Linked DNA regions of Homo sapiens: region 1 is linked to region 2. A link is a contact called in ENCODE Hi-C or POLR2A ChIA-PET data. All regions are on one chromosome and are shown on one strand. The core of a region is the stretch at or near the end of the contact, and the rest is flanking DNA. Distances in the headings are between cores, read along the strand shown. Region 1 has its middle 70 kb from the start of SLC9A4. Region 2 holds the start of SLC9A4 (solute carrier family 9 member A4).

The links. Hi-C counts contacts between places; a loop is a spot of excess contacts on that map. ChIA-PET counts read pairs that join two places held with the same protein, here RNA polymerase II (POLR2A). Pooled maps may share reads with other maps.
Region 1: a map of PC-9 shows a loop between it and region 2 (7-fold over the local background). The contact joins the enhancer-like site here to the promoter of SLC9A4 in region 2. A Hi-C loop is called at or near these places in 1 of 168 maps with a recorded cell type or tissue (PC-9) and 2 of 50 pooled maps. POLR2A ChIA-PET finds 5 or more read pairs at or near these places in 1 of 52 experiments (activated CD4-positive, alpha-beta T cell).

The regions. Positions count from the first base shown.
Region 1 is chr2:102,539,606-102,546,581 of GRCh38, forward strand. No RefSeq gene overlaps it. Among named protein-coding and RNA genes, the nearest start is that of SLC9A4, 70 kb to the left of the region's middle. Within about 2 kb of position 1,851, at least 2 of the 41 ENCODE cell types and tissues checked have a DNase peak (open chromatin) inside an H3K27ac peak, as active enhancers do; they include PC-9, where a contact is called at or near this core.
Region 2 is chr2:102,471,612-102,478,608 of GRCh38, forward strand. SLC9A4 (solute carrier family 9 member A4) reads left to right here and starts at 1,615. Exons shown (of 12, transcript NM_001011552.4): 1 at 1,615-2,404. The coding sequence starts at 2,149.

The DNA of each region.
Region 1 (6,976 bases), core at 601-3,100, 68 kb after region 2:
AACCAACATTTCCACTGAAGAAAATGGGAGGGGATAAGAAGAATGACTTCAACTTTTTTTTTTTTTTTTTTGTGAGACGGAGTCTTGCTCTGTCGCCCAGGCTGGAGTGCGGTGGTGCGATCTTGGCTCACTGCAAGCTCTGCCTCCCGGGTTCACGCCATTCTCCTGCCTCAGCCTGCCGAGTAGCTGGGACTACAGGAGCCTGCCACCATGCCCGGCTAATTTTTTGTATTTTTAGTAGAGACGGGGTTTCACCGTGTTAGCCAGGATGGTCTCGATCTCCTGATCTTGTGATCCGCCCGTCTCGGCCTCCCGAAGTGCTGGGATTACAGGCGTGAGCCACCGCGCCCGGCCGACTTCAACTATTGAAGCATTCATATAATATTTGCAAAAGAACTTATATTCTTGGCAAGTACTTTGTCAGTAATTGAACATATACTATATGCTCATTTTACTAAGTACTCTATATATACACTTTAAAAATTTAATTCTGATAGCAATCTTATAGAGTAGTTATTATGTTTTTTCTCCCCACTGTACAGAAGAGGAAACTGAGTCTCAGTTAAGTTATCACAAAGGACATACAGCTAGTAAATGGCAGTATCATTTAGAGCAGTCTGACTCCAATGTCACTAACTCTATCCACTAAGCTGTAGTTACCCTCATAACTGTTGTAGAGAATACACTGAAAAAAAGAATATGCTTTTTGCCACCATCATTTGAATTTTAAAGGTTACTTTACCAAACCAGGTAAAATTTAGGTCTTGTTTGACTGCTGCTGCCACAGCTCCAAGGTTCCTTTCCATTTTACCTGATGCTGAAGTGCTAATTCATGCTCACAGAGGGTGTGACCAAATCATTCATTCAGGAGTCTGCGTCTTTGGACAAATATAGTGAAGTGAGGCTATGAGTTATGCTTGAATTAAATTATTTTTATTCAATATTTTTTTTCATTGGATTTTATCTTTGAACTAGTGAAAATACTAGAAATTGGGCCAGTTAGAAACTTTTAAAATAAGGGGTCGCCTAGCACCATGGCCCTGAGCCAGTCTAAAAGGAAAGAAGGACCCATAGTGTTTCATTTATTTTGTTTTCTTACAGCAATTTTTCTGGGTAACTAAGAGTGAGTGAAACTCCGACCCTGGGTTTCACTGGTGTACTCTTTCACCCGTGAAGGCGGCCCTTGTTTTGAGTTTGTGCTTGTCCTGGACCTGGTTCAGGAGGCAGCTCTATTATCTAACTGTGCCATCTTTAAAAGGGGTCGTGTAGATGAGGTTTCGGGGAGGGCGGGTGGTGGGAGGATATCACTAAAGTTCTAAATGAAGTTAAAAAAACAACCAGTCAGAAAGGAGGATAAATGTTTTGTCCTCCAAAAAAGGATATTCTTAAAAGGAGAGGACAAAAGGACAGGTCCTCACCCAAGGACACGCCCATGGAAAGTCACACAGAGCCGGGCAGTACAGACCAGCCCAACACAGGGTTTAGCAAACAATGCTTGCCCTACCCCACCCACATCCCTGGAGCTGAATTTCAAGTTCTGATTTTAGACAATACAGCTGGAATGTCTGCACTTTCACTCCACAACACATGCAGTTTCAGGCAGCTCTCTGGTAAAAAAAAAAACAAAACAAAACATTTGGACAAATATTATAAGAATGAAAATGAAAATTTGAAAAGTAAACTACATCTATGGTGAATTTGGCAATTAAATTCTTCCAGGCAGAATGAACAGAAAATAAGACATTTTGGGGTACCTCACAAGAGGTTTAGTTTCATAATGACTTGAGGAAGTAGGGTGAATTTATTGGAGGAGAAAAGGTACTATCGTGATTAAATCACAACACTAAGCCTTTTTGGTATTTAAGGGAGGCTCAGGAAACTTCCATACACAGGAAGATAATTTTACATTTGATAAATTATTTGCAAGGCTTAGAGTCCTGTCCAGTGTTCTCTATAAGACTATAAATGCTTTGGATGCCAGACATAAAGAAAGCTCTGGGAAAATGTTGCTTCATTAATGTGTCCTGTTTAGTCCTAAGATCTAAATACCTTAGAGCAATGGTTAAACCTTGGTTTAGCACTACAGGGTCAGTTCTTCCAGACTTCTGAACTATCTCCAGGATTACAGTAAATGTAGTTTACCTTGCAGTAGATGTCTTTCCAATAGGCATTAGCCTCACCTGTCTGGGGACAACCCTATAGCCTCTTCCTTCAACAAGGCAATATTTCTGAATCAGCAGATGTGGGGTGGAGTATTAGCTCTATTACTTAGCAGTTGTGTGATATTGACCAAAGAAGTCGGTTCCATGTCACTGAACTGGGGATAACGACATCTACTCCATCTAACTCATGAAGTGGTTGTGAGACTTGGATGAGGTCAAGAGTTTATAAACTCTGGAGTATGGAGCCCTCTTTCTGTCTTGAGCAACCAGAAACATTTTTGTGCCTATGAAAGAACTTAAAGAGGAAATACAAGTGGTTAAGAGCTGGAGTACAGGAGTAAAACAGACCTGAATTTGAATGCTGTTTTGCCGTTTTGTAAAACCTTACTCAGACAATTTGCTTAACCCTTCCAAGCATTAGCAGAGTGTTTGACACATAGTTTAGTGCACAGTAAATGTTAGTATTACCATATTGATGGTTTTAGATAGTTTTGTAGTTAAAGGTGTGTTAAAGAAAAAATTATTCAATTACACTTGTTAAGGCACAGTAAGGAAGACTTCATTTGGGAGAATCAAGATAGATATAGAGACCACTGTAATGAGATTTTGCAGTGAGAAACAGAGATTGAGTCCACTCTGATTACAGCACTGGCAGAGTGGGAGTAATTGAATGGGAAATTACTAAGAGGAAACATCAGGGGTAAGGGGGATTCTGGCCAAACCAACCTAACAGTACTCTTGCTGAAGACAGGCCAGGGTAATCAGTCATCACCTGGGGGATGGTGGAGGAAAAGACCCCAATGAGATATTGAGGGTAATCAGACATGATGGGGCTGGGGGTGGTGTTTCTTGCTAAACTGACTTAGAAGGGTTCTTTTCTAAAACAGATTTTATAAGGAAGTACACAAACGGGCCTTGGAGAAGGTTCAGCCTCTGCCTAATGTTTGGTCAAGCAAAGAATCTTTGGCACGTGTGGGCTATGGAGTCAGACTGTCTAGATCCTGTGAAAATATATTTTTTAAAAAAGATAAAATCATGACTCTCAAATAGAAGATGAACACTTGTCAAAGATTATATTCAACTCATTAATTGAGAAAACCAATATGATGTTTCAAGCAGTTTGAAGGCAAATTCAAAATACCATTTATAGACAATTGGGAATGCTAAAATTAACTTACAAATAGATGCAAAACAAGCTTTTTGCATGATGGGAGGGGAAATCAAAAATTGTCTCTCCACCTGATAGAACCATTTGTATGTCTATGAACAAGAATTACTTCCAATGCCAACAGTTTTCTATAATTTTCAGAGTTATAATTGGCTGAAAGACAACAAAATAATTCATATAAAATGAAAGACTAAAATGGCAGTGTTTGGAGCAGATTTAAGTTAGTCTAGAAATCAGAGAAAGTGAAATCTTTTGATACCTTAATGTTGTGAACTTAAATTTTACTTTTGTAAAAACTGTGGGGAAATACTACCACCCAGAAAGGGCCAGTTCCTCTGGCAGAGGGGTGAGCCTCATCTGGATTATTGCCTAGTGCTCAATTTTGCATCTCATTCAAATTTGACTCCTTTGTGCTTTCAATACATTTGACCCTTAAGGAATCCACTTAATATACTGATCCAACTATTTCTTAAGAATAAGATCATCAATGGCCTTCATTTAATTATTACTAACTGTATCAACAAATGCCGTGGGATTCAGTTCGTTTAAGTTGTCTATTTAAATATCATTTTTACCACATGAATTGTATTATGTATTTATGTTTGCTTCTAAGATATGCCCGGCTTTTGCAAAGCTGTCTAAAATCAACTGAAAAGTTTTTCTTTTTTGTTGTTCAGATTGTTTGTTTTGATGTATTGGTAATAGAACTCATTAGACTATGGGACCTTAGACAAGTTACCATAGCTCTTTGCATCTTTATTTATTTTATTGATGTATAAAATGGTGACAATAATGTTACCTCTGATGTTAAAAAATAAAATTTATGTAAAACCCCAGGCAAGGAATCTACTGAACACTAATTTTTAAAAAATTGCTGCCCTTCCCTCTATGTCTCTAGGACGTCTGTGTGTGTGTGACTGTGTGTGTGTGTATAAGAGAGAAAGAGAAAGAGAGAGAGGCAGAGGGAGAGAGAAATGAAGGCACTAACAATATTTTCTTTGTGTAACTTGCTCACAGAACTCTGAGATCTTCCTTGAATGAGAGTTCTATGTGTACCTCATGGCCCTGTTGGGATTAGGTGTGGAATAGGAAAGGAAGATAGACATGGACAATTTGCCCCACAGTTCCTAGTGAGAGGGAGCTATTGTTGACAGTATTGACAAAACTTAATCAATGTTGTCCTGATTGTCTTTTATATCTTTCAAGACAAAACACAAATAACATAATAAGGCAACCCACAATGGACACTTAAATGGAATCAATGCCACTAGCTTGGTGTTCTGCCTGAATGCACAGGAGAAAACATTTGAATGAGATGCAAAATTCAACAGTAGGCAATAGTCTGGATGAAGCTTATCCCCTTCGCCAGAAGAAGTGGAATTTTCTGGGGTGGTGCTATTTCCTGTAAGTTTCAACAAAAGCATGTAGGCTGGTGACCTATCTGAGTACTCATAGATCCAGCTATCTGCATGAGTATACATGGAGCTGGTGATCTAAGAGCATGTGGGGCTGGTGATCTGTCAATGCACATGGAGCTGGTGATCTGCCTGCCTGTGTACAGTTGTCCTCTCATGGTCACAAAAGCTCCCATCTGCATTACTTAGCTTCAATTGATCTATGTTTTTTCTATGGTTATTATTTCTTTTGTGGTTGTTGGGTTTAAAGAAACACTTTCTAATATGGGAAATTTTGACTTATACAAAAGTAACAAGATGATGATAATGAGTACCTCTATATCCATCCCTAGCTTCAATAAATATTAACTCATGGCCAATCTTAATTTCAGCCATACCCATACTTGCTACCACATTCAACAAATTATTTTGAGGTGAATTTTCAGACAATACATAAATTTATATGTAAATATTGCAATATTTGTCACTAAAAATAATAATAATATTTTGAAGATCAAGTTAAAACAAAAATCTGTTAGCACATTTCATAAAGATTAACTAAGATTGACCAGAGAATTAACAAAATTTTGAAGATTGAAGTAATAAAAAATTGTTCTTTTTGTAGTATATAACATTTGATACATAAGAATAATATATGGAACCATGTGTATATTACTGATCAAGACACTAAAATAAACACACATGAGCCTACAACCTAGTTGAAGGACTAGAACAATTCCTATGTCAATGAATATGTTCTTTCTCTATCTCATTTTTCTTTCTTTTAGAAGTTAACATGTGTAATTTCATAGTTTAAGTAATTTTCAACGGGAAAATACCTCAAATATCACATTTTCATGCATCACCAACACTCTAAATCTCACATTTATTATTCTATGTTTATGGTTTTATATAGATGTGTTCCTTCCTATAGGACACATTGTTCCATTTTGTTCATTTTCAGACTTTAGAAAAATGGCATTATGCCATATGTAATATTTTGAAACTGACATTTGTTCAGTATATACTGTTTCTAAGATTCATCTCTATTGTTGCAGTTAGCTTTAGAGTTGCTTCATATTTTACCGTTGCATAAAATTTCATTGTGAGAATATACTAGAATTTGTCTATTCTATTTTTGAAAATCCAATGTTCTCTAAGAAAAGTTCCCAAAAAAACAATTGCTGAATCATAGAGTATCTGAATAGTAAAATTCAGAAGATAATGCCAAGTAATATAGGGAAAGGGTATTAGTGTCCTTCTTTTACATTTATACCATTTCTTGGTATTATTGAACTTTTTTCCACTAGGAAATGGTATACCAGTCATTTTAGAGAAAATTATACAACTTTTTTGGAAGGTATTAATGAAGACTCAATTGAAGACAGAAGATGGATATGAAGACTCAATATAATAAAGATATTAATTAATATATCTAGTTAGTATAAATAACCTATTAGTTTCCCTAAGTGGGCTTACATATTTAATGAAATTTCAATAGAAATATCCACAGGTTTAATATGATACTTGTGAAGATAAGTTTTAAATTTATGTAAAATTGCAAAGTCTCAAAAATAGACAAGGCACTTCAGAAGAAGAAGATTTGGGAGACTAATTAAATCAGATCTCAAGTCTTTTAATAAATCTACAGTAATTAAGACAGCATAGTATTGGGAAAGGATAGATACAAAGACCATAGAGAAAAGACTCCATAAATAGACTCACACATATATGGAAACATACTTTTTGATAATTGAATAGACTGCACATCTCTGGGGATTAATCAAGAAATGATGAGACAACTGGCTATCCATTGGGAAAAAAATTGGATTGCCACCTTTCATTATACATAAAAATCAATTCGTGGTGCATTTAATACTTAACTATGAAAATATGGTATTTGAGGTATTTTCCCATTGAAAATTACTGAAACTATGAAATTACACATTTTGTAAGCTTCTAAAAAGCATTGTTGATCAAAAAATGCAAAATACTTGGGCCACAACCTAAATAAAAGTGTGCATCCAGGCCGGGCGCGGTGGTTCACGCCTGTAATCCCAGCACTTTGGGAGGCCGAGGTGGGCGGATCACAAGGTCATGAGATCGAGACCGTCCTGGCTAGCACAGTGAAACTCCGTCTCTACTAAAAATATAAAAAATTAGCCGGGCGTGGTGGCGGGCACCTGTAGTCCCAGCTACTCGGGAGGCTGAGGCAGGAGAATGGCGTGAACCTGGGAGGCGGAGCTTGCAGT
Region 2 (6,997 bases), core at 365-2,864:
GGCATTTTTACTCTGAGAGGGACTGGACTATCAGCCATCAGGTGATCATAAGGCTAAACGGGTTGCCATATACTCACAAAATTTGGAATTTTAGAGCAGGAAAGGGTTACCAGGTATGGACAGCATCTTTATTTTATAGATGAGAAAACTATAAAGGCTCAAACTATAAGGCTCAAACAGGTAATTTTCCAAAGCCAATCAGATAACTAATGTCTGAGTACATAAGTCTTTTGATTCTTCATTTTGGTCTTTCCACAAGGCACTATGTGAGACTTGCTCCCTCATTTCTTTTTAGAAAGAAAAGTACAATAAAATGCAAATAAAAATAAAACACCTATTATAAAGCAGCTTTCTATTAAAGGATATTCATATATTCTTTGAGAAAAAATAATCGACTCAATATGTGTACCCTTCTTGTAGTCCACCTGATAGTCTCATTTCAGTGACTGAATCTAATCTATTCTGGAGTCAAACTGAAGGAAAAAGAAAAAATATTCATATGTGAACTTTTAATTCTATTGCCTCACTATGAATTTGCATCTAGGTGTTAGCCCTTCTCAACCATTCCTTTCTCAATTTCCCAGTGATGTTAGCTGAGTGTGTGTGTGTGTGTGTGTGTGTGTGTGTGTGTGTGTGTGTGTGTGTTGGCTGGGGGGAAATCCCCTGCACTCACTAATATGAACTAAGAAAAAACAAAACACAAAGCATCTTGCAGTTTGATGTAAAAGAGATGTTGGGGTAGTATATGGATGATGTATTATTCTCATTTTTTACTGAGTATCAGTAATCATTGCAAAAGTGTTGTATCTTATCCTAAAAGTATAAGAAATGTAATTTAAAATAAAAACTAACATTTAAGTGCCAACTACATGCCAAATTCTTTACTTGCTTTATCTCATTTAATGTTCCTAGCTACTCAATGAGGCAGATATTTTCCTCTCTGTTTCAGATAAGGAATTTCTGAAAGGTAATTAACTTCACCAAGGTCACCTGGCAACAAGTAGAAGAGCGAGAAGTAGGCTCATAAAAATTATCTCAAAATTCTTTCATCAACATTCTATGATGCTGCTTCTTTTTAACAACAACAAATGTTTTTTAAATGGAAAATCTGGATGTGCCATGGAGTTTTACAAATCCAGGTATTTAGGTGTATTTATGGAACTTGTTCTTTGGCTTCCTGTTTTTTAAAAATTATAGTGTAAAGTTCATAGAGATCTGGAACTTCATTCCTTCTATGAATGACTGCTCATGGAGTCTGGTAACATGCAAAAGTTTCAGTGTTTGCTACCATCCTTGTTGTTACCACCTCCTTCTTATCCTCCTTCTTCCTCATGTATAGAGACCATATAAGACAGTTTGCTGGACAATTCTGGTTTGTGCCTATAGCTTTGCATAATTATCATTATTATTCATTCCCCAAAGTGTCCTGGTTTAGATAATTTCATGGTCACCTTAACGTTCATAACTGAAAGTGTCAAGGGTGTTGTATTGCAGGTGCCCACTAGGTGTCAGCAGTGTGACCTCCAGAGAACCCTCAGAGAAAGGATTTCATTACAAAAGTCAAATCAAAGCAAATAATTAAGTGTAGTTCCAGAGCTACCTGAAGCCGTGGTCATTCAAAACAAATGAGAGGACAGGGGGAGGAGAGAAGGAACAAGCGCAGATCAGGTAGCTCCTTCTTGGGATCTGATAGACAGGGAAGGTTTCCTTTCCTCATTAGAAGGACTCCAGTGATCTGTGGAATGAGCACTACAGTATCCTTTTAAATTTTCACCCACAAGACAAAGCCAGTATGCAGTGAAATGAGGAAATGCCTTTAAGTGAAGAGATTTTTATTTCTTTCATAAATTGCTCAAGCCATGATTGGATGGAGGTCCTCCAGGTAGCTCCATGGACTTTAACAAGTCTATTGAATAACTGCATTTGAGTTGGAAGCTGAGTTGCCTGAACACAAACGATTTAAACCAGATTAGAAAGTGTCTACATACAGAGCTCAATAACACACTCGGAATCTTCTTGGGAGGACCCACAGACTGTACCTATATTACTTTTGACCCAGGTGGATGCAGTCACTCTCTAGAAGCCTCCCCGACTTCAGATGTGTGGCACACATCCACACAGGGGTGTAGGTAGGAGAAGCCCACAGGAATGGCTCTGCAGATGTTCGTGACTTACAGTCCTTGGAATTGTTTGCTACTGCTAGTGGCTCTTGAGTGTTCTGAAGCATCTTCTGATTTGAATGAATCTGCAAATTCCACTGCTCAGTATGCATCTAACGCTTGGTTTGCTGCTGCCAGCTCAGAGCCAGAGGAAGGGATATCTGTTTTTGAACTGGATTATGACTATGTGCAAATTCCTTATGAGGTCACTCTCTGGATACTTCTAGCATCCCTTGCAAAAATAGGTAAGTCCTTAAACACCTGGTTTGGTGAGTTATCTTTTTACATAAGATAGTGAATGTGAAAATGCCTTATAGATAACGGGCTAAGAGGATTTTAACTGTTACTGCTATTACATTAAAAATTCTCTTCCCTTCAGTCAAGGGAAAGTCATAACTGCATTTTACTAAGCTATTTAATACTTTGAGATTGCTCTTTGAAATTTGAGAGCATACTTCTGGGTACTGGGCTGTGTTGGTTTCTTCTCATTTCAGGGTGACAACCATGTGACATTGTTGACATGCAAAACTCTCAAATTCTATGCTTTAAAAATATAGAGAATAAAGCACGTAGACCTGGGCATGATGCAAGGTGGAAATTTCAGGAAACACATAATGTTTCTTCTGTAAAATATTCTTGGCTGTGTAATTGTGGGCTTCATCAATCACCCCATTGTTTATTCTTTAAAAGTAGCGTGTGCTTCTTGCAAATTGACAGAAAGCAAAAAACAAGAAAACCATAGGCAACTTGTATTACTCAGTGATGGGATGTCGGGGCATATAAGATTATATCTGTCAGTAAAATATTAGTTTATACCTACCAAGTGGGGCCAGTGAGGCACCTCTAATTTCCTTTGTGAAATAAAGTGAATCCAAGTTAATAGATTAAATTCCAATCAAGGGATCTTTGTGTCAAAAACCAAAGAGGTGGCTATACTCTGTGACTGTTTAATCCCTAACTGCTCCTCCTTATCTCTTTAAAACCAGCTTATTCTAAAGTGGAAAATTAATATAATTATCTCAAATGCTAAGCACAATGCCTCCTTTGCCTCAGCTATAAACTTTATGCTATTTGAGTATGTAGATTGCCTTATTGAGATAGAATCAATGAAACATTTTAATTCTCATTTATTTATATGTGTATGTTTTCTCTAGGATGGGTGTGTAATGTGGGTTGAGCCTTGAGGTCTGGCAGTTACCTTCTGTGTGCTCTGGCTATTCACTTAGCTCCCTCCCTGTGGGTGTGGGGACACTGGTATAGGTGTCCCCTTTAGACTCTCCTTTATAGTTGCTATTCATTTTGAGCTAGTAAAGTGTGAATATTAAATAGGAATGTTAGTTTGAAGAAGTCTTGTGCAATTTGCTTAGTGAATAAGTTACACAAAGGATCTTACTATATTTTTAAGAGGTATACAAGTAAAAATGGCTTTCCAAATGGATAACATTCTCAGTTCAGAACAGTCTAACATCTTTTGTGAAATCATATAGACACTGATTGTGTTCAAGGTGATCTTACTTGGTACTTGAGTTTTCCTTTTAAAACAATATGCTAGAGATTCTGTGTTCCCTGCTCCCCATTCCACAACCTGGCTTCCTCTTCACAGAAATGGCTCAAGTCAATCTGAGTACCAGGAAACTCGTCCTGTCACTGACTAGCTAGTTGCTCTGTTTATCAGTAAACATCTAAACGCAGAAAGGCTGCATTTTGTCTTGGTTTTATATTTGTGTAAAACCTAGCTTGTTTTGTAGAGGCATTGTATGCACCCAGATTCATTCTGTCTAGGAGCGAAGAACACTGTGAAAATACGATTATTCATAGAACTGTTGGTTTAAATGTTCTTGATTTTCATGATGTAATTTAACATACTTTAGAAAAAAAGAGTAGGATATCAGAACACGCTTATTCGAGTACAATTTCATATTTACTAGTCTTCAAGAATTTAGATTATTTTTATATTCCATATGGACATGAGGAGTGAGGAGATAAAAAGGCCATATTTATTGAATATATACTATGTGCCAATTACTGGGCTGGTAGTTTTATGTATAAGGGCTTGTTTACTAGGGCCAAAATAATAATGATGATGATGATTTATAATTTCAGCACTTAAGAAATGCATATGAGTTTTTAAAGATTATGTTATAAAACATGAATCAGAATAAAATTAATAATCATTATTATGATTCATTCTTTTATTCCTCATTCCATCAAGGTACATTTTCTGAGAACCCATGAAATATGTGGAAATGACCATGGTCCCTGACCTCAAGGGACTTGGTCTAACGGGGAAGATAGGTTAACTTAGTACTTATTGCCCATAGATACTCTGACAGAAAAACATCAAAACTCTCCCCCAATCCTTTTTAAAACACCCAACTATATGCACTTATAAAACAAAGATAATGTATAACAAAGATAATACAAAGCCACCTCAGACTTTGTGGTTTATCTTCTACTTCAGTTCCACATCTTAGAACATCACAGATGAATGTTTCTTGAATCTTTGGGAAGAACATAATTGTAGGGCGTTCTTTGACTTTCAGACAGGACTTTTAATATTTGTGTCCATTTAAGCTCTAAGGCCTGAAACTGTAAATTTTAAATGATTGACTCTATTGTCCATCATGAAAGGGAGAAGTTTTAAAATGTGAAAGGCATGTAGCATTTCCCTTTACAAGGCCCTACTTATAGGTGTGTGGCCTCTTCCTGCTACAACTGTGTAGAGAGCAACTTGGCTTAAGGCAGGTGAATGTTGGAACCATTTCAGGAAACTGGATTCCTGGAAGCAGGGCCAAACTGGGGAGCCACAGGGCCTGAGAAAATCACACTATGGGCTCTTCCACCTCCTTTACATATTGAAAAAAGTTAAGTTTGGTTAAAATAAGCACTAACTGAAGAAGGAGGAGAAGGAAAACGGTAAGGAGAAAGAGAAGAAGGAGGAGATGGATAAGGAGAAGGAGGAGGAGGAAAAAGGAAGAAGGAGGAGGAAGAGAGTAAGAAGGAGCAGCAGGAGTTGGACAAAGAGAAGATGAAGAAGGAGGAGGAGAAATAGGAGGAGAAGAAGAAATAAGTAAAATAAAGAGGAGGAAGAGGAAATGCAGAAATAAGCAGTGATTAGAAAATGATGAGTTCAGTGCTCCAGAAGAGGTGCTTACACCAACCCTGAAGCCAAATGAAAGTGGGGATGGTATTCCTTGGTGATAATTATACCCTGTTGTGTTAACTTTCTTGCTTATAGTGAATGGAGAAGTTCAAAGCCATGGTCAGGGAAGCTCATATCATCTATGGATGGGTGAATCTAACAATTCCCAAGGAGATATTTGCTGGCTCCCCATGGCCTATGGCTGGAAGTCCACCGCCTTCCTTAGGTTTGAATTCAAGGTCTTCCATTATTTGTTTCAAAATCATTTTCCAAGTCCTCTCCTGACACTTTTCCCAGTTCAAAGGTTGCTCCAGCCAGGTGGATCCCCTCAATGAATGTCAAAGATATCTGGCTGGGCCATTTCTTCCTCTCTTATTTCACTCTTGATGTTCTCCCCACCTAAAATTTCTCCCATTCTGTCACCCAAATATGCAAATCCTCATCATTCTCCAACAATCTGTTCAATCTCTTGTCATGAAAAAGCTTCTCTGATAAACATTTAACTGTTCATTCATTTATACACTCAGCAAATAAGCCAGCTGTTGTGGACAAGATACTGTGCTAAGCATTTGGGGACATATGAAGATGTAAATCATTCTGCCTGAGTCTGGGGAGTTTCCACATTAGTAGGAGACATGAATCATGCACAAAACATAGTAGACAGGGATTATTGTTATTAGACGGAGTGAGATAAAATGTTTTATTATTAGTAATTCAGAGGAAGATATGAACTCAGGAAGGAGCTAGGGAAAGCTAAGCCTCAAAGGATGAGCAGGACTTAAAGGGACCAAGGAAAAGGACAATCCAAGCAGTGACAACGGAATGAGAAGACAAGTAATAGGCCTTCAGAGTGACAAGGTCCTTTGGCTGAATGCAGGCTACATAAAGATAGTGCAGAGTGTGTGGGAGACAGACTTGGAGAGAGCCCTGTGGTGGTCTCCTGAGCTCTGAACTCTCACCATGTTTGTTGATATGTTCAATATACCCTTCATTATATACTTACATGTCATCTTCTTCTTTGTTCATGTCTTGTTTCCAAAACCTTATCAATAGTGGGAATTGCAGTTGTCTATCTCTTTGGTCTTCCACCTGGCGGTACTTAACATCGTCTTTGCACAACTAATACCCTTGGTTTACAATCCAGAAGATGCTTTGTGTGCCTTCAGAATCTTAGGTGGGAATTGAGACAATCAGAGACCCATGGTGTAGAAAAATCATCTGGCAGTAGAGTGTGGTGAGACTGGAGGTCAAGAAGACAATGCAATCATTAAGATGAGAAATGGGGAAATCCTAAATAAAGGCAGTGGCCAAAGAAATGGAGAGGAGGGGATAGATTTTAGGTGTAGTGAGTGAGAGTCATGACATAAGAAATAAATACAGAGCTGAATGCATGAAGGGTCACTCATGAGAATGCGACCTGATTTCCCTCTTCAGTGGCTGACCAGATAGCAATGTCATTGGTTAAACACAGGAGACAAAATAAAGGACTTTTAATTTTTGTGTATGTGTTTGGTGAAGAGGGGAATGAGGTCAGGTAAGTTTGGAACAAGCTGAGGTTTTGGTGACTATGATAGATTCTGCATGAACTTGAAAGCTGGGCTTGCACGAGTGCAAAAGTTTCACCCTCGTTTCTCCTTTTCCCTCATGCACCCTCGCAGGTCCCTGTAAGATAGGAAAGCAGGAAGGAGGATGGGGG